2 separate regions of the Homo sapiens genome follow, and region 2 is linked to region 1. Evidence: chromatin loops called from intact Hi-C (ENCODE). Cell type or tissue: Panc1. All regions are shown on one strand. Each heading gives the region's core, and the rest is flanking DNA. Links, peaks and the distances in the headings are about the cores only. Region 1 has its middle 14 kb from the start of LGR4. Region 2 has its middle 32 kb from the start of SLC5A12.

What was found. Hi-C counts contacts between places; a loop is a spot of excess contacts. Peaks named below come from ENCODE experiments on the same cell type or tissue, not always from the same donor. Only the 100,000 strongest peaks of a DNase experiment are listed, where the experiment ranks them.
Region 2: a loop joins it to region 1, with 9 times the contacts of the local background. A loop is called at or near these places in 33 of 110 quality-filtered maps.

The regions. Positions count from the first base shown.
Region 1 is chr11:27,482,676-27,491,572 of GRCh38, reverse strand. It overlaps the pseudogene RPL37AP7. Among named protein-coding and RNA genes, the nearest start is that of LGR4, 14 kb to the right of the region's middle. In Panc1, for the core only: CTCF peaks have their summits at 5,227 and 5,465 (motif pointing right); no DNase peak of the experiment used is centred there; H3K27ac peaks cover 2,133 bases.
Region 2 is chr11:26,749,825-26,758,721 of GRCh38, reverse strand. No RefSeq gene overlaps it. Among named protein-coding and RNA genes, the nearest start is that of SLC5A12, 32 kb to the right of the region's middle. In Panc1, for the core only: CTCF peaks have their summits at 4,443 and 4,664 (motif pointing left); a DNase peak (open chromatin) is centred at 4,671.

The DNA of each region.
Region 1 (8,897 bases), core at 575-8,574:
ATGCGTCTTAACTCCAGGACTCGTCAGGAGTTGGTATCGTCAGGGCATTGTCTCCTTCAGCACTGAGAGTAGTTTATGCAGCAGTCCTTGCTCCAGCTGGGTGAGATGAGGATTTGTCTTTGACATGGGACATTCAGCCTGTAAAGGTTTGTACAGGTTCCTTATGATCCATGGGCCTGGTACCAAGCATTAATTAAGCCAGAACCAATTGTGTTGCTCCCTTTTTAAAACTCTGCATTGTACTTAGGATAAAATCCAAATACCTTGCCATGACCTCAAAGGTTCTGCATAATCCCTGCCCTACTTCCTCTCAGGCCTCATCTCAGTCCACTGCCCTACTTGTTCTGCTCCACAGCCTATTCCCTTGCTGGAAGGCTTCCCTCTGGTTCTTCCACTAACTGGCTGCCCCTCATTCAGGTGTCAGCCAAAGTTGCGTTGCCTGTTAAGTTCACCATCTAAAGGCTGATTCCTCATCCTTTAACATGGCAACACCTTGTCGTTTTTGTTTTTTGGGGTGTTTTTGTTTTTTTGAGAGACAGTTTCGCTCGTTTCCCAGGCTGGAGTGCAATGGCATGATCCCAGCTCACTGCAACCTCCGCCTCCCGGGTTCAAGAGATTTTCCTGCCTCAGCCTCTCAAGTAGCTGAGATTACAGACATGCCACGATGCCCAGCTAATTTTGTATTTTTAGTAGAGATGGGGTTTCACAATGTTGGACAGGCTGGTCTCGAACTCCTGACCTCAGGTGATCCACCCACCTCGGCCTGCCAAAGTGCTGAGATTACAGGCATCAGCCACCGTGCCCAACCAACACCTTGTTTATATTAACATGCTTGTGTCTTTTCCATTAAAATTTAAGTTGCATGACAGCAAGAAGGACACGACTGTACCCCCATTACTTAACACAGTGCCTAAAACGGTATGATGTCTTGTTATACCTTGTTGAATTGACTGGCTTTCCATAATTCCACAGGTAGATCAATAACTTATATTGGCACTGTATAAACACAATGATGTGTGTATCAGGTAGACACAGTATTTATCAACTGATCTTGATGTTAGATGTCCTAGAAAGGATCAAAATACTATAGGGACAATACCCTTGTCAATCTTTTATTACCTTGCTCCATTAACATGCCAAGTACCATTTGTGGAGGACAACAATGAAGGTTACTTTCATCTTTTATGTAAAACTGTTCCAACTAATGTTAATAGTAGATAAAATTTGTACAGTAACACCTAATTTTTAAAAATAGAACAAAGATTTTCTTTGGGTATTGCCACAACCAAAATTAAATGAAAAATTGTGTACTGCTAACCAAGACCTAATTTTTAAAATGTCTATTGTGTAATTTTAAATAAAAAATAACAAGGCTGGACACAGTGGCTCACACCTGTAATCCCACTACTTTGAGAGGCCAAGGCAGGCAGACCGTTTGAGCCCAGAAGTTGAGGACCAGCCTGGGCAACATGGTGAAACCCTGTCTCTACAAAAAATACAAAAGTTAGCCAGGCATGGTGGTGCACACCTGTAGTCCCAGCTACTGGAGAGGCTGAGGCAGAGAATCAGTTGAGCCTGGGAGTTCGAGGCTGCAGTGAGCCCTGATCGTGCTACTGCCCTCCATCCTGGGTGACAGAATGAGACCCTGTCTCAAAAAATAACAGCAATGACATAGTGTAGTGGAAGAAACACTGGACTTACATTCCAATTATGCCATTAACATATGATCCTTAAGTCTTCATTTTCTTGATTGTATAATAAGGGAGGTTGGTAGTTTCCAATCTGGTTTCATTTCTTTATTCCTTAGAAAAGTCCTCTCTTCAGCCAAAGCCTAATATATAGAACTACGCTGGTTCAAGAAGGCTGTCCCCTTCAACCCCCCTTCCCATGCTGCAGACAGGAGTTCCTCTGAGCACAGTTTGAAAACCTTTGTCCTAGAGCTGGGGTCCCCAGCTCCATGCCGCAGATCTGCTAGGATCTGGTAAATCTGTTAGGAAGCAGGCTGCACACCAGGAGGTGAGTGTCGGGAGAGCAAGCATTATCGCCTGAGCTCCGCCTCCTGTCAGATCAGCAATGATGGCGTTAGATTCTCACAGGAGCGTGAACCTTCTTGTGAACTGCGCATGTATGCAAGGGACCTAGGTTGCCCACTTGTTGTGAGAATCTAATGCCTGATGATCTGAGGTGGAACAGTTTCATCCTGAAACCATCCCTATCTCCCTGTGAACCACAGCCTTCCCCCGCAACCCCGGTGGAAAATATTATCTTCCACAAAACCATTCCCTGGTGCCAAAAAGGTCAGGGACCAGTTTAAAGTCCATTCCTGTTCTAAAAGTGCAATAACATTAACACGCAATTGGTTTGATGTGAACTATTTTGTATCATGTAATGACATATAAGCTAGTTTATGCACAAAGGGGGTATTTTCTAAAATATCAGAAATATTGATAATCATGCATGGCTGCCTTTCATAAAGCATCTACTAAGCACTGCATCTAATCCTTATAACCCCCCAATAAGATGGGTGTTATTCTGTTTCACAGAATCAGGAACACCAAATAGTTTATTCATAATTACACACTTACACTGACTCATGGACCAGATTCTAATCCCAAGTTTATTTTCAAAACCCATAATTTTCCCCCAATACCACACTGCACTTTTAGCAAGATTTTCTCTCTCATTCATTTTATTTTATTTTTTTAGGTTTCTTGTTGGATTTGTTGTGGTTTTTTTTTTTTAATCTAGAGCCCTGTAAGAACAACAACAAAAAAAGCAGAGTATGAATCTAACTCGTATATTATGTCAATATTCAATTGGATATTTTTAAGTTGGCATCTCTTCCCCAGTATATAGGTATTATTTCATTAAATAGCATTAGCACATTGAAAATACCACCTATTATTTTCTACCTATTGTTACTTTGTATCACAAAATTATAAATGATACGTATGTTGTAGCAATTAAAAATTTTTAAGAGATGAATTCTACGGAAAATGGCAGCAATTTAAGTGAATTATTTCCATAGGGGGAAAAAAAATTTAAAAAAAATAGGTTGGGTGTAGTGGCTCACGCCTGTAATCCCAACAGTTTCAGAGGCCGAGGTGGGAGGATTGCTTGAGGCCAGGATTTGGAGACCAGCCCGGGCAACATAGACCCCATTTCTACATAAATTTTTCATTAAAAAATAATGAAATAGCATTCTATTAACTGTTAATGATGGTGGAAGGAACTAACTGAAGAAATGACAATGGGAAAAATTGGAAGAAGAAAGTGATCAGCTATGGTTTTATACATTTCAATAAAATGAGCATGATTTTGAGTCTTGTTTTACTGGGTACATACCATAAAATTAATTCATTTATTCATTCACTCAACAGTATTTATTGAGCATCTATTATGTACTGGACAGTGTAGTTAAGATATAGCAGTCTACAAGATAAAATCCTGATAAGGAACACATATTCTAGTGGGAGAAGCAGAAGAACAAGAGAACAAATAACGTAATTTTAGGTAGTGACAAGTATTATAAAGTCCAGCAGGCTACGAGCGCTAGAGAGCAATAAAAAAAATTAGACTCACGGAAATTCAATCACTTGTCAAGGTGCCAGCTAAATCCCACAGTCCCTTCTCACACTGGGGTATGTCTGGAGTGGACTCAGGGACATGGGCTCAACATGTCTAAGCAGCTTATTGTGGCTTTTGTCAAAACCTCCATACAGCACCAACTGCACTTCCCATTATGCTTGTCATCACTAAGCACTCACATTACCTTTTTTTTTTTTTTTTTGAAACAGAGTTTTGAGCTCATATTTCTGGACCTCTGTCGCCCAGGCTGGGGTGCAATGGCGCAATCTCAGCTCAGTGCAACCTCCGCCTCCCAGGTTCAAGTGATTCTCCCTCCCTCAGCCTCCCAAGTAGTTGGGATTACAGGCACCACCATGCCTGACTAATTTTTGTATTTTTAGTAGACACAGGGTTTCGCCATGTTGGCCAGGCTAGACTTGAACTCCTGACCTCAGGTGATCCGCCTGCCTTGGCCTCCCAAAGTGCTGGGATTACAGGCATGAGCCACTGCACCTAACCAGCACTCATTATCTTGAAAGCACCTGCTGTGTGCTGGTGAGCCCTTTCCACCAGTTATCCTTAACACATCCATTGGCTGCCCAGCCCAGTTAGAATAGAAACCCAAGCCCCTCTCTATGACCCACCAAGCCCTGCATAATCCAGCTTCTGCTTCCCTCCCCAGCCTTCACTCATACACTTTTTCCCTCTCTGTCTCCAAGTGTCTCCAACAGGACAGGCCTTCACACTTGCGGTTCTCTCTACCTGGAACCTCCTTTGCCCTCTATTGCTATATATTTGTCAATTTTGGCTACTCCCTCCTCAAGATTATAAACTTGTTGAGGGCAGGCAGGCCCCTGTTTAGTTTTCTGTTGTGTATTTAGAGCGGAGAACAGCACCTACCACATAGTAAACAATATTTGTTCACAGAAGAAACAATTTGAAAGAAGACTGTGGTGTTATTTTTGATAGGACAGGAAAGGACATCTGAGATGACATTTAAAGAGACCTGAATGGCGTGAACTGAAGAAGCCACTCTCGGACTATCTGGGAAATCGGGGTTTTTGACAGGGACCAATAAAGAGTATCTCCCTTCCCCACTTGGGTTCTAGGTACAGTAGGAAATAAATGAGTGGCAGATGAGGGCCAGAATATGAGCTTTATTATTTATTAATTTATACTGACCACAAATGTTTGTCGGATGTCCACTATTTGCCAGCCACAGTTAGGGGCTGGGAATTCTGTGGAGAACAAAACAAAGCTCTTGCTCTCACAGAGCTGACACTCTGCTCAAGGCTGGGCAGGGGCATGTACCTGAGGCCTGAGAAGAAAATGGGCATTCTGAAAACTGGCCAGAGAAAACTTCTCAGAGAAGCCTGTGGCTGGGGGGCTCAGTCTGGCCAATTTTCAGGCATGGAATGGGCATGGTCGGGACTGAACTCTGATGGTGCCCATCCCGCAGGGGCAGAGGTTGCCCCCTCTCTAGGAGTGGCTAGGATAAGGGCCTGTTGCCTCTCAGATTACCAGTCAGATGCCACTCCACTCCCATGGAGTCAATTTTACCAAGGGTGGAAGCGGGTAGGAGTGATCACTCACATGATAAAAGCTAGAAAGGATGGTATCCCTGCATCCAGGCAAACACATGAACCTATCCATAATTATAAAATAGAATGGCTGCAAACAAAATTAAACCTTTGTTGCAAATATTGGCAGTATTGGAATTTATAATATGATATTTTTCTTTTAAAGCTAAGGAGGGAAGGACTTAATCACACAGACACACACACATACACACACACACACACTTTTCCCCCCATTGCCTTCTGTAAATACAAATAACTCCTCACAAATTTATTATGCTATATGCATAATCCTTTTCTCCTACCTTTTCACATTTGACCACAAGGTGACGCCAAAGTGCTATTGTTTCTATTTTAGAATTTTCTAGCAGTTCTTGCTAACTGAAGCTCAGACCAAAGATTTAAAATGTACTCCATCTTTTCTTTTTAATTCAAAATTTAAATTGAAATGTATTTTATAAAATTCAAAGCTTTGTAAATGTGGAGAAACAACTCCTCCCAAATAAACCCTAAATAAAACAAACATGTAAAATACCAAACTACATGAATAGTCATCTACCACTTAGTATAAAGGTTTGGGAAGGTGGTGGGGTGGTGTATTTAATACTGCTTTTTCGGTCCTTCTACTAAATATAAACAACTTTAGATGACTGGAAATTATCTTTGGCTTTGCTTCTCTTACGTGTCTTCACCCCTCACAGGATGTTTGAGAAAAGTAATTTCATAGGGGATGTGGCAGCTTCTTTTAAATAAACTGGAGACCATCGGAATCATTGCGATTAACTTGTTGTGTGTGACAATAAACTTGTCAAAAATGTTCTTTTCCGTGAAAATTTAAAATAAAAATTAAACCGAGTACAGAGTAGAAAGAGCAGTTGACCTAGATATTAGCTCCAGTTCTGTCTATAACTAGGTATGTTGTGGCCTTGGGTAATTTGGTTATCCTCTGTGGGTCTGATTTCACACTATTAAATGAGAGGATTTAGCACATATCCCCAAAGTTTCTTCTATTTCTGAGGATTTTTTTTTTTTTTTTGGAAACAGTGTCTTTTTTTGTCGTCCAGGCTGGAGTGCAATGGTGTCATCATGGCTCACTGTAACCTCAACCTCCCGGGCTCACGTGACCTCCCACCTCAGCCTCCTGAGTAGCTGGGACTATAGGTGCAGGCCACCACACCCTGCTAATTATCATTTTATATATATATATGCATATGTATACATATATAGAGAGACATTTAATGGGAAATTATAATTGTTTCATATTGTTTCCTGAAAATGCTGATACAGTGTAGGTCAAAGAAAACACCAAAAGTATAATAGAAGAGGCAGTATACGTATATTATTTAGTATATCCTAAACCTTTAGAAACTTTTTTGGAGACAAGAGTCTCCGTCACCCAGGCTGGAGTGCAGTGGCATGATCTCAGCTCACTGTAACCTCTGCCTCCTGGGTTCAAGTGATTCTGGTGCCTGAGCTTCCCAAATAGCTGAGATTACAGGCATGCACCACCATACCCAGCTATTTTTTGTATTTTTAGTAGTGACAGGGTTTCGCTGTGTTGGCCAGGCTGGTCTCAAACTCCTGGCCTCAAGTAATCCACCTGCCTCGGCTGCCCAAAGTGCTGGGATTACAGGCCTGAGTCACCATGCCCAGCCTAAAAACATTTTTTTTAAATATTAACTGTAATTTTAAAACTAAACTGCCAGGTGCAGTGGCTCACACCTGTAATCCCTGCACTTTGGGAGGCCGAGGCAGGTAGATCACGAGGTCAGGAGTTCAAGAGCAGCCTGGCCAACATGGTGAAACCCTGTCGCTACTAAAAATACAAAAATTAGCCGGGCATGGTGGCGGGCACCTGTAATCCCAGCTACTCGGGAGGCTGAGGCAGAGAATTGCCTGAACCCAGGAGGTGGAGGTTGTGGTGAACAGAGATCGCCCCACTGCACTCTAGACTGGGCAACAGAGCAAGACTCCGTCTCAAAAAACAAACTAACAAACACTAAAGTTTGCAGTTTGCTCCAGTGTATCTCAAAATCAAACTGGTAGGAACAGACTTATAAAAAGCTAATAGATATATCTAACTTGGAAGACTTGTATCCTTATGCCATATTTTATCATTTGACTACTAAAAAAAGAAACTGAATTAAAATAATCCATCACAGCATGCTTCTCCAAAACGATAGTATTAACACAATGCAAACATCAGAATGTCCAATAAAGTTAACAAGCCAAGGCAATTTTGTTACATACATTAACCCATTTATTATAGGCCAATGATGTCTCAAAGAGTAGAAGAGCGTCTACCGGTCTTTGAATTCCTTCAGTCTTCTGATGGCGACTTTACCGTGACAGCAGAAGTGGTATTGTAGGTCCAGGCACTGCCAGCCACTGTCTTCATGCAGAAACCACAGTGCCAGATCCCCGTAGCTCATCTCTTCATCTTGGTTTTGCCACAGAAAGAGCAAATGTACTTGGTGTGCTGGGTGATTTCAATTCTTCTTCACCATTTTCCGGAGGGAGGCCCCATAGCGGGTCCCATATTTACTGATGATTCTGACTTTCTTGGTGCATTTGGCCATGTCACCGCAAACTAAGTCTAAGCCCAGAGAGCTATGTGTTTTTTTGTTTGTTTGTTTGTTTGTTTGTTTGTTTTTTTAAGTAGAGATGAGGTCTCGCTGTTGCCCAAGCTGGTCTTGAACTCCTGAGCTCAAGCAATCCTCCCGCCTCAGCTTCTCAAAGTGCTGGGATTACAGGCGTAAGCCACCACACCCAGCCTTATTTCTAATTTTTAAAGCATCAAGAAGAAACAGTTTGTCACAACGTAATACAACTTTCTAACAGCCAGAAGTGCCCAAAGATGGACTACTCCCCATGGAGGTATGAATATGCCAACTCTAAGGTATCCAAGAATAGCAGGGATGCTGTTCAGCCTTCTTAAGCCTTAGGAAGGTAATTAAACTAGCGTTAATGTCTTTTCTAACCCTGTGTTTCTACATTCTGAAAGTTGAATTGTAAACTGCTTGTAGGAGAGCTCCATGTCGTACCTTATATCCTGGGGCTGCAGTGAAAGGCACCTGTCAGACCTCTCACTGTGGGGACACTAATTGACTAACAGTCCTAAGGTAAAATCCTTCACCCTGTTTGTGCCAAGGCCACACTTCCTATGGGCTGGTCCCAGCCCATGACTGAGCATGGCTGAGATACTAAGGCAGTCCTGTTCCTGGGAGACGTGAGACTCTGGCAGATAATTTTTGTGGCTTTGCTGAAATTTTATAGAACTGCACTGAAATCTAAGACTCTTTTCCTTCCTTCACCTCCTCACCTGGGGCCAGACCCACATCTCAATCTGATGGTTTCTCAGACGCCCTTAGCTCCCTCCCCATTTTCCCTTCACAATCACTTCCCCTAACAAATCTCTTGCATGAGTAATCCCATATTGATGTCTGCTTCTCAGAGGACCCACACTTGCCTTATCTTGTAGCAAAAAGTCATACGTCTTGGTTAGTGGTGGAGGCCTACATCAGAATCAGGAACTTTTTAAACACTGGGAATTCAGGGACCCACAGAGACCTTCTATAATAGAATCAATGGAGATGGAATCTTGGAACTTCTGTATTACAAACCTTCCCAGGGTGATTTACATGCAGACAGCCCTGCATCAGTCAAAACTCTTCAGTACCTAGCGGAGTACATTTTGAAAAGTAGGTATGTGGTAAATAGTCCTTGAAAAACAAAATCCAGCTGGGTGCAGTG
Region 2 (8,897 bases), core at 651-8,650, 730 kb after region 1:
CACTCTCCTGCAAAGGAGAAAATGGGTGACATTTATCATTACAGAAGCAGTAAAATTGACAACCAGCCTTCTTTGACTATATCATAGGTACCATTTAAAGGATAAAACAGCTTTTGAAAATGTAAACACCAATCCTTTACTTTGCCAAGGTTTTCCCTCTTTAGGAGGGCCAGGGCTGATGTTCTTAAGCACACAACTATTTCCTTATGAGTGTTTCCATAAAGCTCTTTTTAAAATAGAAACATTTACTTTGGATCTTCCTTGTGAGCAATGACAAGAATGGAGTTGACAACTACACAGAGAATCTCAGTGCCCACCTTTTCAAACTCTAGATGTTTAAGTGGCCAAAGTGTAGTCTCTTTCTTTCTGTAATGTACTATTTCAAGTCTTTCACATCTGCCATTGGTGTTATTTTAATAATTGGTTTTTTTGGCTTTCAATCTTACCATCTGACTATAGCAGTAAGATAACTCATTCTAAGGCATAGTTCTAAAAATACTTCCACTTAAAATCCTTCAAGGGCTTTTCACGGAATACAGAAAGAAATGAAATCTTCTTAGCCTGGGATTCAGGGCACTGTATGTTCTGGTCTGGGAATTATTTTTAGACTTTCTCCCCATTACAATCTCCTCTGTCTTTAATTCTAGCAATAATTCTGTACTTATTTTCCTCCATTGTGTCATGTACTTTTCATGCCTCCAAGCCTTTGTTCATGGTGTTCCCACCAGCAAGATTTTTCTTTATTTTCATTTTGAATTTTTTTTTCATTAAACCTTTGGGGACCAGCTGAAATATTTCTTCAAGAAACATAAGATCCTCTCAGCTCTTCTGCCTCTGTACTTCATTGGTACTTTGAACATATTATATTTGACATTACATTGCATTATATAGACTTGCCTGTTACATTTATGAATGGCTAGAGATCAAGAAATAAGTTTTTAATCTTTAATTTCTCCCAGGACTTAACAGAATCTCCAAAATAACTTAGTTGCCCCCCAAAGTAGTCAACTGACAAATTATTTTCTGAAAATTATCCTAGAGAAATAAAGTACCTACATACAAAGAGATGTCCTCCTGTTACTTAAGAACTAAAAAGTAAGACTTGTTTAATTTTTTAATGTTTGAGATAAGCCTCCACAATCTTCATTAAAAGCTTCCCTCAGCTACTTTGGTGTTACCAAGTTACCAAATGTCATGACCAGTACTCTGGTTGCTTTATTGTATTTTATGCTACCAGATTAAGAGCCTGCTCTCTGATGGCTGCTACTCGAAAATCACCCTTACAGCAGATACTTTTCAAGGGTCCTGAACACAAAGATTCTTCCTGATTTCTGAAAAGAACATGTTACCAATCAAGAAAAAACAAATTTTATTTACTTCAAAGTAGGGAATATCCTCTGCAGGAATGAAGGATGAGGAACCTGAGGTTTTGAGTAGATCTGACCAGAGCTGCTCAGAGGTATCAGGCACAGAAGAGGATCCTGAGGCAAAGGTAGAGTGGCCAGTTACTAAGACACAGGAAAGAAAACAAGCCAGAAGATTAAAGAAAGAGTAGAGCTCAATAGGTACGCAGACTTGGTGTCAAAGGTAGAATAACATGGAATCAACCGGAGTGTCCATCAACAGATGAATGGATTTCAATAATGTGGCATATATATACAATGGAATACTATTCACCCCTAAACAAGAAGGAAATCCTATCATCTGCAACAACATGAATAAACCTGGCAGACATTATGTTAAGTGAAATAAGCCAGGCACAAAAAGACAAATGCCACACCATCTCACTCATATATGGAATCTAAAAAAAGTCAAACTCATGGAAGCAGAGAGTAGAATGGTGGTTATCAGAGGCTGAGGCTGTGGGGTTGAGGAGAGGTTGGTCAAATTATACAACATTTCAGGTAGAGAGAAGAATGTGTTCAAAAGATCTGTTGTACATTATTGTGACTATAGTTCATAATAATCTATTGTGTACTTGAAAGTTGCTGAGATTTTAAATGTTCTCATCACAAAAAATAGTAAGTGTGTAAGGTAATGTATATGCTAATTACCTCGATTTAACCATTCTACAATGTATATGTATATCAAAACATCATGTTGTATATCATAAATATATAGAATTTTTATTTGTCAACTTAAAAAAGGCAGGGTAAAGATTTCACTTCATAAGAGATTATTGTTTTTCCATTGTTATTAAAAATATATGAATTTCTATTCCAGAATTTAGCATAAAGTATAAGTGAGCAGAGATGTTTCTAAACAAGGGAAAACTCAATATTTAGCTAACTTACACAGCCTTACTATGATAAAATATATGATTTTATTAAGCTCTAAGAAATATTCATAATGGCTTGTAGAAATTTTGCAAGCTCCCTGGAGCCAAGATTTAATATTTGAGGGCATCATTACAGTGGATCTATCCCAATTCAATCACATTTATTTTTGGAACACCTTTATTTCAGGAAGAATATTTCCTCTAGCTTTACTTTCTCATCCTACTGCTTTACTCTCAGCAAAGAGGGTCTTCACTGTAAAATTCAGAGAATTTAAAAATCCCTCTGAAGCCACTCATTTTAATTGTTCAAGTCTGCCAATCTACCCTCTTCCTTCATGAAACCTAAGGCTGCCATCTGCAACTATTTGAAGAGAAAGAGGTCTAGATCCAAGCCTTACAAAGAATTTTCTTCAAGGGAGGCTTAAAATGCGTCCTGTGACATGAGAGTCGCATGACACCAGCTGAGAATAAGGCCTTTTGAGGCTGCTGGAGAAAGCGATCAATGGAGTGAGACCAGAGAGGCTGTTCTTGTCAGCCACGATTTACACACTTTGAGGAATCATCCCCCTTCCCTCTGTTCATGAGTGATTTGTGCTCAGTGAGCTGACATTTTCTCTTTTTATTCATTTATTTTTATTAAAAATCAATACATGCCCTACTATAAAAATTCTAAGTAAAAAATATTGCATAGAAAGCAAAATTATTCTTTTACCATGCCCTTATGTCCCCAATTTTATAGTCAGTCCCAAGTCACTATGTATCCTTGCACATATTATTGTCTACATGTGCTAAAAAGAGTAAGCTCATGCATTTTTATTATCTATATAATATTTCATCACCTTAAACATCTATATAATATTTCATCACCTTAAATATGATATAATTGTATTTCATGGACATCATTTCATATAAATCATCACGTCCAGGCAGTGTGTTCTTTTCACAAGCTTATGAAGTGAACTAGAAATAGGAAAATGTTTTTGTCTTTTTTTTTCCTGGAGATTTGATCCTCTGCTTAATTCCAAATAATCAGTTTGCATTCCTCTGTTCTGTAGCTGCAACTAGAGAACAATTTTAATATTAATATTTGCTGTTTACATTTCTTTACCGTGCCCTTCAGTGAAAATTTACCATCCTTTCAGATAAAGAACAACTGTAGAGCGGTTGTCAGCCGCTCAGTATTTCAAAGTAGAAAGATAAAGGTTGATCATCAGAAACCTGTAACACAAATCAAAAGCAAGTCTTTGCTGGATGGTTTACTGCAGATCATTTCTGTTTTCTTCTTTTCCTCTATCTTTACCCCTTTCTATCTTTCATGTGTCCTTTACTTCTCCTCTGTTTTGACCTCAACTTTCCTGGGTGGTTCTCCGTTGCCTGTCTGCATTTCTCTTCTTTGCTCATGTTTTTCATTTCTATCCTGTCTTACTCTCCTGCTTAACTAATGATTTTATAAAATTATAGTCTTTTTAAAAACATTTTTATGGTAAAGGCCCAGTTGAACATACTGTGACATAATTACAGAGCACCATATAACCATTAAAATTTATAGCATGGAAATATATTTTTAATATAGAAAAATGTATATGATACATTGTCAATTTTTAAAATCTGCAAAACAGTATATATAGCAAAATCCTGTTTTGGAGATAATTCTGTTTATAGAGACATGGGATTTTTAGATAACAGTTTATGGAGTTTATATTTGGGTGGTGATGACGTTATATTATTTTCATTATTTCTTTTCACTTTTTATGTTTAAATTTTTTCTTATTTAGTATACGTGTAAAATAAAATGTTTTTTAAAAAGTAACTTAAACACATTTGCTGCGTTTATTGAATGAAGTCATTTTGTCTTTTCTAAAATTTCATTAAGAAAAATTATGAAGTTAAAAGTGCATAACAAAGGAAAAAATTAAAATTAGGATTTTAAGTAAATAAAAGATAAAGTGATTTTTCAACCACTTAAAAGCCTAAGAAACAAGTACGAGACAATTTTTCTTGCAGGGGTAATCAGGGACTTTGAGTTGAGGCGGCTGCCACCACCAGAAAGAGACATATTCTGCTTATTTTCCAGGTTCATACTGTCCCGCTTGGCCTGAGGTCTACCAGTCCCAACACAGTCAGTCCAGATGCAATTTAGGGGCAGAGCCCTATAAACACATTTGTGATTTCAGCATCTTTCTGAATACAAAACAAAATAAATAAAATAAAAAACAAACTTAAAAAAGAAAATCCATTTCTTTTTACCTGTCTGTGGCCTTTGACTGAATTCCTACTTCTAATCCTTTCCTCTACTCTGAAGTCCTGGGCCCTAAAAATAAACAAAATCCAGCAGGTCTAGGGGTAACCACAGGAGTTAAACATGAAGAGGCTGCCATCTGGTGGTCTCTTAGACCGTGCTTTCATTGTCAGTTTTATTATGCAACACAGCTGGGTCATATTAGACTTGTTTCAAACTGTAGTCCATAGATTATACATACAAATCCTATTCATGCATTCGAGAAGAATTGGGTTCTTATACGGTCATTTTTTATGACTTTTTATGAAGAAAGGGTCATTTGAATTAGGGTGTGTGGCCCATTTCTGGCAGCTTTGCCATTAACATGACTCTGAATGACTTACTGTCTTCAGTCTTTGGAGACTCTTAGAAATTCACAGTGCATCTTACTGTGTGTGTTTGCTGCACACTGACGACGTTTTCCAGACCCCGGTAGAGGCAGCCACACAGAAGGTCTCTGTGTATTAAGCCAACAGAGACTATATTATAAAGATGTCTTAGAATTTCATCATGTGCAAAAAATTGTGTCTGGAGGCTTTATTCAAACACACACAATATTCATCTATTCATTTGCTTTTCCAATATTTGAGGAAAAGGCATGGTGGGCTTCAAATTGCCTTGTGTCATTTTATCTGATGGCAGATGGCTCCTTGGTCAAATAATCAATATCAAAATTACTAAAACATTGAAATTACTGGAAAAAAACATCAAATCTCTTCCAACATAGGCTCCTCAGACATACTATATGACCAACTGTCAACCAGTTCCTGAAGGCTGCAGTTTTTGGAAACAAAAAATTCAAAGAAGTGAGTTTCTCTAACTTTCAATGCATCTGTAGCTGACTCCTCCTCTCCTCCTTCAAATTCAATTCTGAGAATTTGTGTTCTTATTGACTTATCATACTCAGACATCATACTAAGTTCTCCCTCTAAATATCCCCTGATATCTTGCCTCTTCAGTCATCTTTCTTTTATTTTGATTATTTTCTTCAGCAACTTCCTCCTAGTATACAAAGTACTAAAAACTCCATTATCCCTAAAATACAACAAAAGCAAAAAATATGACAAAACTAGTTTTGCTTCGTCCGATATTTTTCTTAAGCCACCATTCCTCCCAGTTTTTCTTCTTTCCCTTAGAAGCCTCTCAAGGGTCTAATTTACATTTCTGCCTTTCTGTGACTTTGAGGATGTGACTTAGACATGGAACTCAATTGGATACGTAAATTAAGATGTCCTCAATAGTGACACAGTATCTTAAGTAATCAGAATAAAAAGGCCATCCAGAAAATAAATATAGTTTGACAACAAAAGAGGGCCAGGGGCTAGAGGTTAAGAAACGCCTACCTGTAAGAGGCAGACAAAGAAAGCAGTGTCAGCATAGCAGCCCAGGTGGAACTTTGGAACATAGCCCTGTAAATACACTTGTGTTTTTGGCATCTTACTAAGGACAAAAGAAAAGAAAAGAAATAAAAATAAAATAGAAAGTAGTTGATGAAGAGGGGCTGAATGATGAAAGAACAAAGTGGATACAGCCAAGTACCAACAACGGTAGTAGAAGCACCAGTGTAAGTAGCAACAATAATAAATGCATTGATGGTTCTGTATATTGATCACACATTTTATACTAACCCTCTTTTAGGTGTTTGTACTCTTTTTCATTTAATTCTCACAGCAATCATCAAGATAAGTGTGATTTTTTTTTTTTTTGGTAGAGTTGAGGAGTCTGAAGCTCAGAGCACTTGTATTATTACTTTTAATGGCAAAAACCGCAATTAACTTTGAACTAGCCCAATATTTCCCAGTTTTACCAAACTAAGATGACAAAAGCTAGACTAGAATTCAGTCCCCTTTTCAACATTTCACACATCCCAAAAGATACAATATGTACACATACACACATATATATGTGTGTGTGGGTGTTATATGTGTGTGTGTGTGTGTATATGTATATAATATATATAATTGCAATATAATAAAATAAGCATAAATAAAATACATACTATGTAAATAAAGTAAATATATGTATAATGTTACATGTGTATAAATACATACGTAAATATAAACTATCTCCTTTTCCTTTGTCCCTCTCTTGACAAATGCCAAAGAAGACTCAGGCTAAAGCTTTATTCTCTCTTCCTGTCTCATTTTCTGTTGATTCCATTTTATTTCTATTTTGTGTTGATTTGCAGTTGTACTACTCTGAGAATAGTTCTTCATCTTCATTTGTGTTAAAAATCAAGTTTCCGAAAAATTACAAACCCTTTAGACAATCTTTTACCTCCCCTGATTCAACAGCCTGCCTCTAGAGCTGGGGTTCTTAGAAAGCATTCTACACATACGCTGCTTTTTTTCAAACTTTAATTTTACAGAAAAAAAAGGAGTGTATCAGTTTTCTATTGCTGCTGTAAGAACTTCAAGAAACTTAGTGGCTTAGATAATAAATTTATTATCTCACAATTCTCTAGGTCAAAAGTCTGAAATTGGTCCCACTAAGCTAAAATCAGCATGTCGCAGGTCACATTCCTTCTAGAGGCTCCAGGGAAGAATCTATTTCCTTGCCTTTTCCAACTTCTAGAGCCAATCTGTATTCCTTGGCTAGTGGGCCCTTTCTCCATCTTCAAAGCCACTGATGTCAGGCTAAGTCCTTCCCATGTCACCATCTCTCCTTTTCTCCCTGTTCTGCGTACCTCTTCTGCTTTTATAAGGACTCCAGTGATTCCATAAAGCCCTCTGGGATAATCTAGGATAATTTGCCTATCTCCAGTTTAATTTACCATCTTAATTCCATCAGCAATCTTAATTACTCTTTGCCATGCACCTTAACATATTCACATAGAATGTGGACATTTTTAGGGGGCTACTATTTTGGCTACCACAATGATGAGTTAAACAAGGCTCACAAGAATTAGTACAATGAAACTTATATTGTCTTTAATTATGACATCATGACATTTCTCTCAATATATCTATATTTATTGCTACACATAGATGAATACCATAATAATTATTTATGAAATTTTAAACAAATGACAGGCATTATGACCCTTCATACTTCAGAAAGTAGCTTCTAAGAACAAGGATATTCATTTATAATCGCAATGCAACTAGCAAGTTTAGGAAATTATCAATGATACAATACTATCATCTAATATACATATTTCAATAGTTCTTCCCAAACTATCCTTCACAGAAAAAAAAAATCCCACCCAGGATCAGTCATTGCATTTTGTTTTCATTCTTCTTCAATCTCCTTTCTCTGCTATGAAACTGACATTTTTGAAGAGTATAGGACAGTTTCTACAGGAAGTCCCTCAATGTGGGATTTTCTGATTTTTTTTTCCTCATGATGAGATTCAGGTGATGCATTTTTGGCAGAAATACCACATGAATGATGCTGTGTCATTTTAGTGCACTCCATCATGGGGCATGCATCTGGTATCAGGTTGGCCTGTAACGAATTGGTAATGTTAGCTTTGATTACTTGACTAGTGGTGTTTACCAAGTTTTTACACTGTATAGTTGTCATTTTTTTATTCATAAGTAATTAATAATCTGTGGTGAGACATTCTGAGACCAGAGAAATATTCTAATCCTGAGTCCATCAAAATTTCACCCATTGCTTTTAGCATACACTGTTGATTCTTGCCTCAGTTATTAGTAATAGCAATGGAAAAACGGGAATTAAAAAACCCAAATTCATTCTTTTTGACAGTGTTTATGGAAATACTTCCTCATGACCATATTGAATTATAGTTTATGGTAACTGAGCAAAGCCCATGAATATCTTCATCTCTCTAGAGTGTTGGGGACTCTGATTGTATTACAAATTTGATTCAGTATTATCTTGAAATGCTTGAGTGGAAGTCAGGCCATTAGAGTTTCTGGAGTTTCTTAGGTCTTTCATTTTACTAATTCTAAAACATATGGCCTCTGGCTGAGTACTTGATAATTGTTTGGAGTGATTGAGGCTCAATAAGTTTCTACTAATTTTATAATATCTCTCAATGCTGGGCTTACTAACATGGCAGACCCAAGAGATGATGCAATATCATGCCTGTCATTAAGAAACACATAATCTAGTTAGAGAAAATGATAAAAAAAAAAAAAAACAAGTATAGTTAGGAACAGTCTCTGAGATTCAGAACCTTTGTGAAAGAACTGTAGATTAATTGAGTCTTTAAAATTGAATAGGATTTTAATTGGAGGAGAAAACTAGGCTGGTGTTCAAGGTAATAGAAACTGCATAAACTACATGTGGAAGCAGAAAAGAAGACAGCACTGCTGGAGAAAAATTAGGGCAACTACTGAAGAGGAAGATTCATGTTGAAAATTAAAGAGAGGA